Linked DNA regions of Homo sapiens: region 1 is linked to region 2. A link is an interaction called in ENCODE POLR2A ChIA-PET data of the cell type or tissue named here. Cell type or tissue: PC-9. All regions are shown on one strand. Each heading gives the region's core, and the rest is flanking DNA. Links, peaks and the distances in the headings are about the cores only.

Region 1 (7,090 bases), core at 2,775-5,274, 270 kb after region 2:
ATTATTGAACATAACTGGACCTGAAAGCTCTCTACAGGTGCTTGTTCATAGATGGATGTCAAAGATGTCCCACGGCACAGTTCACAGCTGGCAGTTGCTTTCCACACCAAACCTGGAGCAACTCAGTTGTCCTAACTTTCTCCCACTACTTCCTTCAATTCTTTCTGCCAATGCCATTCCTTGGAATAAAGCCTAGAATGCCTTACTAGGGTGCTACTTAGCCCTGGAAAGCACCAAGTAAGGATCTGTATCTGGTTTGTCCATCATTACCTATCCCTTGAGTAATGCCTTAGGTACTACTGAGTCCTGGAAAGCACTCTCTCCAGACTCCAGCTACAGATCAATCCAATTTGTCAGAGATAAGAAAGTAGTAGTTTTCCCCTCTCAATATTTCCTTCATTTCCTCCAGAACTTTCTGTGCATCTGGTATACTGTCACATAAACTTCAACTTCCTTATAACATGCCTGTCTATTTTAAGAAATTATGCCAGGCAATGTGGGTAGTTGAGGGAGTAGGGAGGGGCTGAACAACTTCTCAAAGGTATTCCATGACAGAACACAGAAGGCTGGACCACTGCCAGTTTCTGGGGAAACCAGGACTGAAGGGATTGGCAGTGGACCGAGAGGCCACTCAAGGGGCTGACCTTTAGGAGTATGTCTACAGTCAGAGTACAAGTTGGCTAGGGCTACTACATCCAAGGGCACAGACTGGGTGGCTTAAACAACAAAAATGTATTTCCTCACAGTTCTGGAGGCTGGAAGTCCAAGATCAAGGTGTCAGTGGGGTTGGCTTCCTTTGAAGGCAACTCTCCTTGGTTGGTAAGTGGCATCTTCTCCATGTGTCTTCACATGGTCTTCCCTATGTGTCTGCATCCTCATCTCCTCTTCTTATAAGAACACTGGTCTTACTGGATTAGGGCCCATGCATGTGACCTCATTTTACCTTAACCCCCTCTTTAAAGGTCCTATCCCCAAATATGGCCACATTGTGAGGTACTAGGAGTTAGAACTTCAACGTAGCAATGTTGGGGGACATAATTCAGCCCCTAACAGTCAGCAACAGGGAAAGAGGGAGAAAGGAGGTATGACTGTGCTATGGAGAAATGAAAGCAGACACAGCATTTACAGGGGAAAATAAATTTCATGTGTGTTCCCTCATATCTAGAATTCCCTACCTTTCTTTCCCGATCTCTCCATTCTTTGACACAAGCTCCAATCCCGTATCTGTTCTGAAGCCCTGCTAATCGTCTCAGTCCCAATGGTCCCTCTTTCTTATCCCAAATGCAGAGCACTTCCTATCTATCCTACCCATCTGACCCTTCACCCTACGTGGCCCTTGGGGCAGTTCTTGATGCCTTCTACATTATCAAATTTGAGGCCTCATCTTACACCATCCCTGTGGCTTGCCTAGTTCACACTTACCTTCTGTCAGTTCTTCCTAGGAGGCACATCCCTTCCTGTTTAGGTCAGCCCCTTTGAAATATTCTTCGCCTCTGCCCCTTCCCTGCCCAGCCCCCATTCCCTAATTAATATCATTTCACCCTTAAGATCTCAGCTCAGATGCCTCTTCCTCAGGAAGCTTTTGAAGATCACACACACAATTCACCCTCACGCTAAATGCAGGTCTTTCTTCTATCCTCTCCCCTAGCTTTGTGTCTTAGAACTTACTTAATTACATGCCTGCATTGTTATTATTTTCTTAATGTGTCTCTCCCACAAGATGGACTATACATTCAAAACCTAATGTGTCTCTCCCACAAGATGGACTACACATTCAAAAGCTAAGAATGGTTTGTCTACCATTACCTATCCAGCAGCTAGTGTAGTGCCCGGCACCTAATGAGTGCTTAAGAAGTATTTATTAAATAAAGCAACGAATAAACTAAGTATAAATTAGTATAAATCAGGGGGTCTCATGTGATCTATTTTTTGGATGAATAAATTTGCTGTGAAGTAGAGGCATCATGAAATCATTAAGTAATAATATCTAAACAGAAACATGCACAGATATTAAGAGAACTTAATGTTAAGAGATATTAAGAGAACTTAAAAGAATTTTTTTTTGAGATGGAGTTTCGCTCTTTTTGGCCAGACTGGAGTGCAAGGGTGCGATCTCAGCTCACTGTAAACTCTGCCTCCCAGGTTCAAGCGATTCTCCAGCCTTGGCCTCCTGAGTAGCTGGGGTTATAGGCACGTGCCACCACACCCGGCTAATTTTGTATTTTTAGTAAAGACGGGGTTTCACCATGTTGACCATGGTGGTCTGGAACTCTTGACCTCAAGTGATCCACCCACCTCCTCGGCCTCCCAAACTGCTGGGATTATAGGCGTGAGCCACCACACCTGGCCAGCTTAAGAGAATATTAAAGAGAAGTTAATATCTATGCATATTTATGTTTACATATCATTACTTAATGATTCCTTAAATCATTGGAACTGCGCATAAAAAGCAGAAACTATTAGGTCTAAATTCTATAGGAACTACTTAAAAACCATGCTTTCCTTATCTAATTTATATATATGCATTTTAACTTCTGCAGCTACATTTCTTAGGCCATAGACAGGTATCAGCAGTGTCCCTCTCCCTATGGCTCATTCCACTGCTTGACTTTGGCCTAAAACCAACAGGAATTCTTTACTTAGAGGTAAAAAACTGATGGATTCCCATGGTGATTCCAATCCCACACTCTCCTTTTCTCCTTCAAATTAGGCAGGAAACACTAAAATTTTGGGAACAAGATGTGCGTCACACATTGGAAATGTTCAAATCTGTTGATAACATTCAATATACTTTGGCTAAACGCATGAGGAGGCCACATGGTCACAGCCTAACCAAACACAGAACATAACTAATAAACTGAAGCAACATTCCACGTTATCACTTTCAGCTTTGCACAACATATGGAAACAGGCTCACTGCACCACTTGGTTGTGTCAGAACACTTAAGGGAGGAGGATGCACATTTGGGATTTATTACAGTCACTCACCTAAGGGAAGCGTCCAAAGAAGTGCCTTACAATATCCATGTGGCTTCATGTTACAGAATTCTCACTCTTAAAAGGAGTCTTTTCTAGAAATGTATTGACCTTTCAGGTGTTTGAACTATATGTATGGCCCTGACTGTTCTGAATATTTGAAAGCAAAAGGTACTAGTAACTTACTGAGAAAGCTTTTTTTTAAAAAAGGGGGGTGGGGGGCAGGGGATGGGGGAGGGGTAGCAGGGGGAGGGGTCTTGCTATGTTGTCTAGGCTAGACTTGAACTCCTGGGCTCAAGTGATCCTCCGGCCCCAGCCTCTGGAGTAGCTAGGACTGAAGATGCAAGTAGCTAGGGGCTAGAGGCGAGTGCCACAGTACCTGGCTCGAAAAACTATTTTAAACTAGAAAAAAGGCTGTTCTTTTTCTAAGTATTGCATCAATTGCATCAACTCAGACTACTGAATAGGTTTGTTTTTGTCCTCCATCCTCCCCCAGCAAAGTAACAGACATATTTCCTGTTCCATCCACCTCAACTATTTTATCCCAGTTATAAGGCTCAAGTTTAGTTGAGTTTCTTGGCAAGTAATTTTTCTCATGCTAAAGAAGAAACATGAAGTAAATTAGGAAAAGCATATAAACCAGAAAAATAATACTAACATGATCAAAATCTCCAAATAATTTACCTATGAAGTTCAATTTTGGGAGCTTAGCAGTTCAGATAAATGAGAATTACATAGTCAATTTCCATGTTAGCAAGAAAACTTAAAATTCAAAAGACATTAAGTTGAGTGTTTGAGCCTCTCCTTAAATTCCTCTTTATCAGTGAACAAACATTCAATGCATTCCTCACAACAGGTAAGGCAGTGTCAACAACTAAGATACAGTATTCCAGGAAGCCATGCCTTCCCTAGTCTAATTAACAGGGAAACAAAACCTTTCCAAAGATGCAAATCTACACCTTTATTAAGCTAAACAGACCTACATCAGGTGTCTCAGAAATTATCAACTTGATCACTGGTTCTGGGATTAAAATATTCGAGTCCAAATAAGTAAACTCCATAAAATAAAGGAAATCTAAGAAAAGCACTGTAAGCAGATCAGTTTCACAACATGTGGGCTCCAAATAAGGAAAAGAAAACCTCCCTATCCCAGAGTTCTCACTATCTTTAAATAAATAAATATGTCAAAAGAAACCTGACAGCCTTAATGATGAAACTGTTTTCTGATCAGGTTTTCCAGTGATTAAAATGGTCTATATACTTAAATACTTCCTATCATTTACAAAAGATGAGCCTGAGAAAGTAGTAGGAAAACTATTCTGTTAAAACTGCCTGGTATCCACATCTGCGAATTATGGGAACTAATGCTATCCCAATGGGCAGTTCCTGTATTAAATGAAAGACATCACTTTTGAGTGCTTACTGAAGACATTTGAAAAAAATATTCTCATCTAGATTAATTGTTCTTTAAAAGCAGATTTTACCAGTTTGGCCAATAATTTAGAATTCCTTCTTCTTACAAAAATGAAGTTGTTTTAATTACTGATGCTCTTGACTACTTTTTATTTTTGCAAAAATGAGAAAGCACATTTTATCAGGAATCCATCACCTGCAACATAATTTATATTTATTAGAAATACCTATATTTCTAATAAATACAGATTATTTATATATATTTCTAATAAATACAGAAATTTTGTGTGACAGTTGTGGTAGCTGTCCAAATAATTAGCTTCATCTAAAATTATTTCAGCCCAAACTCAAATCCCAAGAAAAATCATTTCGATGGAAATACTTCATTTCATTCACTATAAAGCCCAACATAAAGCTAGATGTTTTAGTGTAGTCCTAAGTGACATTTTGTTGCTACAGCAACGAAACTCTGCTACCTGTAGCCATGATTTGTTAAGAATTCCACCAACGAGTAAATTCTGTGCTGTGTATTCATAAAACCAATAGAATGATTCTAAGCAACATAAAAATTAAGGCTTGATTTCCTATTTATGATTTACCCACACACATACTTACAACATATATACTACATATGTACTACATACATGTAATTATGACTCTGAGCCCCATCAAAATGATAAAATACCAAATTTCCATTTTAAAATGGGCACAGAACAAAAGCTGGTTTAGATTTCATTCACTAATTGCTACTTGTTTCCCAAAATTTATCTTAAAAGATAACAGAGACTATCTAGAGATAATTTTCAAAACAATAAAATTTATTATTTATATCCAATCTCATTCCAAGATGGGGGAAAAAAATATTCAGAGGTATAATCTATCTGTTCCAGTATGTATGGTTTCCTAAGCAATGAGTTGACTTCGAAAACACCAAGCTAAAGAATAAAGAAAAAATGTGGACATTACCACCTTTATTCACCAAACTACCTCTGTAGGCTACTTACCCTCACTGGGGGGCTCCAGGATTGCACCCGAGGCTGCTGTCCGCCCTGGGAGCTCTGCAGATCTTTTGAGCTACAATTAGCCACAGTGCTGCTCTGAGACCTTAATGCATTTGTGCAGTTGGTCCCACTTCCCCCACCAGGACCAGGTTTCCAAGGCCTCTGTTTGATGCCATCCAGAAGTCTGACCAGCAAGATGTTACTGGGAAGCTCCTCGACACCCGAGCCAACAAGAGTCCTGCACTCGGGACATCTGAGTTCATTTCGAGAACCTACGATCCCCAGCAAACATCGCTTGCAAAACGTATGCTGGCAAGGCAAGACCTTCGCAGAAGCATCAAGGCGCTCTAGACACACCGGACACTCCAAAAGATCCAACAAGGCTGATTCATCCATCTTTATCTACTTTACTGAGAAAAAATCTTCAGAAATGTTCATAGTTGTGTGCATCCCTTAAAATGACTCATGTAACATCCATTTCAGACTTTGCTCTAGAGTCATGGGGAAAAGGGGGAAAAGAGAACATGAGTGTTGTTATCTAGGGAAAAAGTTCAAAGGAGCCAAGAATCAAAAAGTACCCAAAAGTACACTATTCCCTGTCTGAATAGTGTAGCTTTGCTTTGGAATGTGGGTTCCTAAACTCCAAAGTCAACAACTGAAAACAAAACAGGCTTTCTAAACAACGCAAAATTAACCCCTAAAGATATCTAGGGATTCACTGGGCAAACACAAGGCACAGAGTATTACATAATTCCCGCAGAAGGATTTATGAAGTGCAATAAGGAACATAATTTCTTAAGCTCTGAAAGTGGTATCAGCTGCCTTAATAAAGTCTTCAACTCATAGGAGAAGCTGACAGAGGCCATTGAAAGTTTCCTCTACCTGAAATTTACTTTTATATCCAACTAAATTCCCTTTTTTAAGCCACTTTAGCGTTTAAGAAACCATGCCTCATGTAATCGCTCGTGGTAAATGATCCCAATATTAAATACATATGTTTCTTCGCTGTTATTAAAAATAGAACTGTTTAATTTTGCCCAACCAAAAAGAGCTGAAGGTTGACAATTCTAAAAGACACAGATTTGCTTGAAAGCAGCTAAAACAGAAAAGCGCCCTTCAGGGCAGTAGTTGATAAACTCTGAAACACATTTCTGAACGGCCTGTCCTAATCCCATTCAGAAAAGCTGGCAAAATTATCACCAAAAGAATTCGACAATGGAAGGTTGGACTGGAAACTGTGGGCATATGAAAATGAGGCCATTCAGGAAAAAGCAAGCCACTTACTGCGCCGCTCTCCCCCCACCGCCAAAATAAATGTAAAAGTGAATGCCCAGGAGAACGGGAGTAAAAAGATTTGGCTGGGAGCATTAACAGCTGTTCTTGACAAAGCCGGAGCGGGGGAGCCCCAGGGCTGCACCCCCGCTCCCACGGCGCCAAGCACAGGTACTCCCAAGCCCGCAGGGAGGCGCGGCGGCCGCTCGCCGCAGACACACCCCGGGGCCAGGTGTCGGCGGCACCCGGCAGGAGCCGGTCGCGGCCTGGGGCTGCGGCCCGGCCGGTCCCGGCGTGGGGATCTCACCCTACAGCCTCCCTCATCTCCGCCTCCCTTTAGCTCAGGCCGGGGACACAAATCCCTCTACACGACTGCGGGAAGTTTTCAAGGACTTAAAAATAAATGCGCAGGCTTAAGTTGCGAAACT
Region 2 (7,090 bases), core at 1,750-4,249:
CACATACCTCTGAAGCCTTTGCAGTTCCAGTCCCAAGATTACACTCATATACTTGCAAATGTGCAAAATAAACTCCATACAAGTATTGTCACTGCATCATTAGTTGTAACAGAAAAAGTTCAGAACAAAACTAAATGTCCATCAAAAGGCAACAGGTTAAATAAATTAGGTATACCTTTAAAACAAACATCATTTTCTGTTTTCATTCAGTCATTAAAAGTGACATAACAGTCACAAAACACCAAATATTACATGATTCAATTTATATGAAATGTCCAGAATATGCAAATCTGTAGATACAGAAAGTAGTTTAGTGTACTGGGGAGATTGGAAAGAAATAGGGAATGAATGTTAATGGGTTTAGGATTTCTTTAAGGATGATGAAAACGTTCTAAAATTTACTGTGGTGAAGATTGAACAATTCTGGGACTATACTAAAACCACTGAATTGACTGAATTGTAAACTTTAAATGGGTGAATTGTATGGTATGTGAATTGTATTTCCACAAAGCTGTTATTTAAAAAAGTGAAGCAGCTCTATATGGAATAACACAGAAACATCACCAAGGTATCTTGTTCTATGAATAAAGGAAGATACAGAAAGCTGTGAATTGCATGATACAATTTGTGTTTTCTTACACTCATGCCCAGCATGCTTTATTGGCTTATATATGAAATACAAAAGAAACTTTGTAGTTAACAGCAACTACTTTTAAGTAACTGAATGTCCAGAGGAGAAAAGACTCTTTATGCCTTTTTGTACTTTTGAATTTCGTACTATATGTATTATCTATTCAAAACACATATTTTTTAAGGTAATACAGCCATTACAGTTTCCATTTATCAAATATTATTTCTAATATTCAATATCTTCCAATCAGTATGATTTCCCATGAACAGTTTATTTTATATTTAAAGTAATACCAAAGATTAGCAGCTATTGATCTTTAAAAAGTCAACAGTATTAGGCAATGAATCGCAGCCTAATTTATTATTTTCCTTGTTCCTTGCTTTTCCTGTTATAATTTGCTTTTAAACTGTTTTCCTGCTAATTGGAAACTCCATTTGAAGGTGACCAGGAAAACTGACATAAAAGGACACATATTTGTTAACTGTGATGTTTGTTAGCTGTGTTACAAGATCTGTTGAAGAATCTGGTTGAAATTACTATCTAAAATAAAGTTGGTAAGTAATCCACAGAACTGATTTAATTCTACTATTTCAAGTTGCACTTTGCTTCTGACAAATGATGCATATTCATACCATCAAATCTGCTAAATATACATAAAGGCCACTCTATTAAATGGCCACATTTTCAGCTACAGGTTTTTATCTGTAGTATAAATTGCACTGGAAATCCATAATATATAAATATATATTATGCTCTATAAGGGTTGTATGCTCAACAAAAAAGGGGAGTGATAAATAAAACCACCACTTTCAAAAAAAAAAAAAAAAAACTGCACTGGAAAGTAAAATCTTTAAGAAAGAAAGACTACAACCACACTTCCATAACAATCTTAAAACTTCCCCTTAGTATGCAAACTGGATTCCCACTATTTAGTCTACTGCCTTGACAACTATTTACTCTAAACTAGACAAAATTAAGCATTCTTTCCTTCTTCAACATTTCTATAGCACCATATATGTACCTCTATTTTATATTCGTCATATGACACTGCAATTATTTGTTTACATGTCAGTCTTTTTCACTATACTTAGCTCCTTGTGCAGAAATATCTTATTCATTCCTGTAATTTGGGGAGCTAGCTCAGTCCCTACACGTAGGAGACATGCCAGAAAGTTTGCTGCATGAGTTATTGTTAGCTAAGTACACTTCCATTCCCCGAAACCATTCAGCTTTTGTATTATCATGAACTAAAATTAACCCTTCATTACCCACAGTATTCCAATCCTGAAAAGAGAAGGAAGCAAATACATGTAGTTCCAAACCACAAATAATTTATTCCACAGATAGTTCATCTAGGCTAACGCTAAAAATCAATCAGCTTGCATAAAGCATACACAAAGAGAAAACAGTGCTAAGATAACAACAATGCTGCTTCTGGATTGTTTTTTCTTTTTCTTTCTCTCCCTACTCCCAGCAAATAGATGTATCTGAACCACAGTCACTTATCAAATATTCATAGATTTAGAATGTCTGAATGTAGCTAGTTGCTATGAGAAAAAAAAAAAAGAAAAGAAAAGAATTGAAATAAAGACACACTATAGACCAAAAGGGTTAATAGGATATTTTGATAAATCCCTGATACCTGCTGGCTCAACTTCAGTGCCAAAGAAAACACCAACTGTAAGGTCCAAGCTGGAGCCATTAGTGACCGGAAAGGGAAAGGTAGCAAAGGTCTACTTCAGCCCTCTCTTTCTTACAAAGGACCAGCAAACCAAAATAAACTGCCTTTTCTTATATAGGTGATTAATTCTTAAGTACCTACAGTAGGCTAGGACAAAGATTCCATGGCTAACTGGCAGAGGTAGATAAAAACACTTGTGTTACTCAAAAACCAAGTAAATACCTAATCAAAATTTCTAGCACACCAGCTAATTAGTGATCATATATTTTTGAGTTTTAGCACCTTTTTATTACCCTCTTCATTAATCCAGGCAATTTTATCAACTAGTACCCTGGCGAAAGGCAAATAATGGAAAAGTAAAAATTAGGAAAATGGGAGGTTCCAGATAGTTTAGACAGACCATAGTAGTAAAAGGACAAAACTATCTAAAGTTTGTGTAATGATATAAAGAAAATCTAAAAAGAATTTTTTTTTTAATTTTTATAGAGACAGGGTCTCAACAGGGTCTCGCTCTGTCACCTAGGCTGGAGTACAATGGCATGATCATAGCTCACTGCAACCTCCAACTCCTGGACTCCAGCAATCCTCCTGCTTCAGCCTCCCAAATAGCTGGGACTATAGGTGTGCACCACCACACCCAGCTAATTTTTTTTTTTTTTTTTCGGTACAGACAGCATCTTGCTATGTTGCTCAGGCTGATCTGGAACTCCTGGCCTCACAATACTCCTGCCTCAGCCTCCCACATGAGCTACCATACCTGGTAGGACATTATTTTTAAGCTCCCATTAGGTGGAAATCAAAAGACAAAGCTTTTAGTAACAGTTCTTCCATAAACTAGCTGTGTAACCTTAGGCAAGTCACTCTGAATCCCAGGTACAGTTTTCTAATCTACAAAAATGACTGGAAAAAATTATTTCTAAGACCCTCTCCACCTTAAGTTATTCCACTAGTGCAAAATTTAAAAATAAAGACTCTTATGGTTTGGATGTCTGTCCCCTCCAAATCTCATGTTGAAATGTGATTCCCAATGTTGGAGGTGGGCCTAGCGGGAGGTGTTTGGGTCATGGAGGCGGATTCCTCATGAATAGCTTGGTGCCCTCCACATGGTAAATAATGAGTTCTCACTGTTAGTTCATGCCAGAGCTGGTTGTTTAGAGCCTGCCACCTCCTCTCTCTCTTGCTCCTGCTATCCCCATATGACTTGGCTGCTACCTCTTTACCTTCCGCCATGACTGAAAAAAAGTTTCCTGGGCCTCACCAGAAGCTGAGCAGATGTTGGTGTCATGCTTGTACAGCCTGCAGGCCCGAGAGCCAAATAAGCCTCTTTTTTTTATGAATTACCTCAGACAGTCCTTTAGAGCAATGCAAACAGGCTAACACATAGACTTTATATAGAATATGAGGTACAAAAAATTTTTTTGAGTCCCCCAGTTCATTATTTGATTCTTTTCACAATCATTTTACAAACTATTCTACCCAGATGTCAATTACTAATGTTCCAAATAATGGCTTCCCTATAAAACAATAATCATAATCAAGTTATTTTAATAAAGTTTTCACTAACCTGGTGCAACTACATTCACTCTAATTTTCTTTCTTGCTACCTCTTTAGCAAGAGCACGTGAAAATCCAACTAATCCTCCTTTACTGGCACTGTAAACGGACTGGCCAGAGTTGCCTTTTAAGCCAACAATGCTTCCTAGGACAAAAAAAAAAAAAAAAAAAAAAAAAGCGTATTAAATTCAATTAATGGGGTTACTTGAAAATTTAGATAATTTATAGTAAACAAAAAGGTAAAACCCACTTCACCTTGTCCTTTGTTAAAATTAGAAATTCTAACCATTGTCATCAGTCATTTACGGAAGATTTAAGAGTCCAAGTCTGCTCCAGATACATACAGAAAATAGCATCTGAAAGCAGCTGATACAAAACTGCCAATGCAGGTGCTTGCGAATTGATTCACTACGTGAAGGGGATGCACTCTAATCTCTGAGTAGGTCAGATATGATGAAAATTCTGTGGTATTTATAAAGGCTTCCAGCAGGTAGAGGTTAAAGCCAGAAAAAGTCAGACAAAAGCTGACTAATTTTATGATTCTACAACACAGACATAAGGCAGAAAGCTCTCGTTTTCACCCTAAAAACTAGTTCATTTGAAGCTAAATCTCACTAAAATTGAATTACATGCATAACTCATTTTATTGTTCTGCTTTATTGTGCTTTGCAGATATTGCATTTTTTTTTTTTTTTTTTAACAAATTGAAGGCTTGTAGCAACCTTGCAACAAGCAATTCTATTAGCACTTTTCCAACACCATGGCTCACTGTGAGCAGTGCTCACTCTGTGTCTCTTTGTCACATTTTGGTAATTTTCATACCATCTTAAATTTTTTCATTATTATTACATCTGTTATAATGATCTGTGATCAGTGATTCTTGATGTTTACTGCTGTTGGGGTGCCACAAACAAAATATTACTGCTCACTGACAATGCATCTGGTCACCAAAGAGCTCTGATGGATATGTACAAGGAGATTAATGTTGTTTTCGTGCCTGTTAACACAATATCCTTTCTTCAGCTCATGGATCAAGGGATAATTCTGACTTTCAAGTCTTATTTAAGAAACATTTTATAAGTCTATAGCAGTCATAAATAGTAATTCCTCTTAGGAATCTGGGCAAAGTAAATTAAAAGCCTTCTGGAAAGGATTCACCGTTCTATATGCCATTCAGAACATTTGTGATTCATGGCAGGTCAAAATACCAACATTAACAGAAGTTTGAAAGAAGTTATTTTAACCCTCATGGATGACTTTGTGGGGTTCAAGACTTCAGTGGAGCAGAATTACAAGTGGAGCCTGAAGATGTGACTGAATTGCTGCAATCTTATGATAAAACAAATGGGTGAGGAGTTGCTTCTTATGTATGGATAAACAAAGTTGTTTCTCAAGATGGAATCTCTTCCTTGTGAAGATGTGAATACTGTTGAAAGAAATGACAAAGGATTTAGAATATCCTATAAACTTAGTTGATAAAGCAATAGCAGGGATTGAGAGGAGTGGCTCCAATTTTTAAAGATCTACTTGCATAAAATGCTATCAAACAGCATCACATGCTGCAGAGAAATCTCTCACGAAATGAAGAGTCAATCAATGTGGCAAATTTTGTCTTATTCTAAGACTTGGAACCAAATCAAATGTGCAACAATGACAGACTGGATTAAGAAAATGTGGCACATATACACCATGGAATACTAAGCAGCCATAAAAAATGATGAGTTCATGTCCTTTGTAGGGACATGAATGAAATTGGAAATCATTCTCAGTAAACTATCGCAAGGACAAAAAACCAAACACCGCATGTTCTCACTCATAGGTGGGAACTGAACAATGAGAACACATGGACACAGGAAGGGGAACATCACGCTCTGGGGACTGTTGTGGGGTGGGGGAAGCGGGGAGGGATAGCATTGGGAGATATACCTAACGCTAGATGACGAGTTAGTGGGTGCAGCACACCAGCATGGCACATGTATACATATGTAACTAACCTGCACATTGTGCACGGTACCCTAAAACTTAAAGTATAACAATAATAAAATAAAAAAATAAAAAAAATAAAGAAATTGCCACAGCCACTATTATCAGTCAGCAGCCATAAACATCAAGGCAAGACCCTCCGCCAGCAAAGATTATGACTTGCCAGAAGCTCAGATGATCATTAGCATTTTTTAGCAATAAAGTATTTTTTTAGCAACAAAGTATTTACATTTTTTTTAGATATAATGCTACTGCATACTTAATAGACCATAATATAACTTTTACATGCACTGAGAAACTAAACAATTGGATAAGACAAAATTTGCCACATTGATTGACTCTTCATTTCATGAAAGATTTCTCTGCAGCATGTGATGCTCTTTGATAGCATTTTATCCAAGTAGAACTTTAAAAATTGGAGCCTCTCCTCTCAATCCCTGCTATTGCTTTATCAACTAAGTTTATAGGATATTCTAAATCCTTTGTCATTTCAACAGTATTCACATCTTCACAAGTAGATTCCATCTTGAGAAACAACTTTGTTTATCCATACATAAGAAGCAACTCCTCACCCATTTGTTTTATCATGAGATTGCAGCAATTCAATTTGTGTGACTTACATTCTTGACATATTCGCTTTATTCCGGTGGAGCAGAACCAAAGCTACAATATCTGCGAGACATGCTTGTACTGTCAATCTAAATTGGCAAAGCTTCAATTATACACTTTTTGTAAAAGTGCAATTTCATTACATTCAGTGATATATTGTAAACTGTACTGCCTACTGAAGATTCTTGAGTGACCACATCTAATGAATATGTAATAATAATTTTTAATTCAAATATCAACTATATGCAAATAAACTCTTGCAAAACAGAAGTGGGGAAGTAATTTTCTGCACCACTGACCTGTACTTATGATACAAAAATTAATCAAGGACCTCACAAAATTTTTTTAAAGTAATTTTAAAAAAAGAAAACATTCCAAACATTTCTCTATTAGAATCAACAAGTTCAGTATTAGAATATTTATCTACATTATATATTGTAGGCCAATTAATAACAAAGGAAGAGAACTGTGAAGTACACAGAGAGAACAGACATCAGACTGAAGAAATGCATATGGATAGAGGGGTGTTTATCAGAAAGAAAAATACAGAGACACAAAAAAAGAAAAATACATGCACGAAAAAAATACCAAAACAGGGCTGGTCCGATGGTAGCGGGTTATCAGAACCTATT

Evidence for each region. Peaks named below come from ENCODE experiments on the same cell type or tissue, not always from the same donor. Only the 100,000 strongest peaks of a DNase experiment are listed, where the experiment ranks them.
Region 1: POLR2A ChIA-PET joins it to region 2 with 6 read pairs; 20 of 35 experiments call an interaction of 5 or more read pairs at or near these places.

What each region holds. Positions count from the first base shown.
Region 1 is chr4:169,263,427-169,270,516 of GRCh38, forward strand. It overlaps SH3RF1 (SH3 domain containing ring finger 1), which reads right to left. Exons shown (of 12, transcript NM_020870.4): 2 at 5,394-5,881. The coding sequence starts at 5,786. Among named protein-coding and RNA genes, the nearest start is that of SH3RF1, 4.0 kb to the right of the region's middle. RefSeq lists a silencer at 6,751-6,970. In PC-9, for the core only: no CTCF peak of the experiment used is centred there; a DNase peak (open chromatin) is centred at 3,825; H3K4me3 peaks cover 1,784 bases; H3K27ac peaks cover 1,715 bases.
Region 2 is chr4:168,998,195-169,005,284 of GRCh38, forward strand. CBR4 (carbonyl reductase 4) reads right to left here. Exons shown (of 5, transcript NM_032783.5): 4 at 3,877-4,011. It also overlaps the pseudogene RNY4P17. Among named protein-coding and RNA genes, the nearest start is that of CBR4, 8.5 kb to the right of the region's middle. In PC-9, for the core only: no CTCF peak of the experiment used is centred there; no DNase peak of the experiment used is centred there.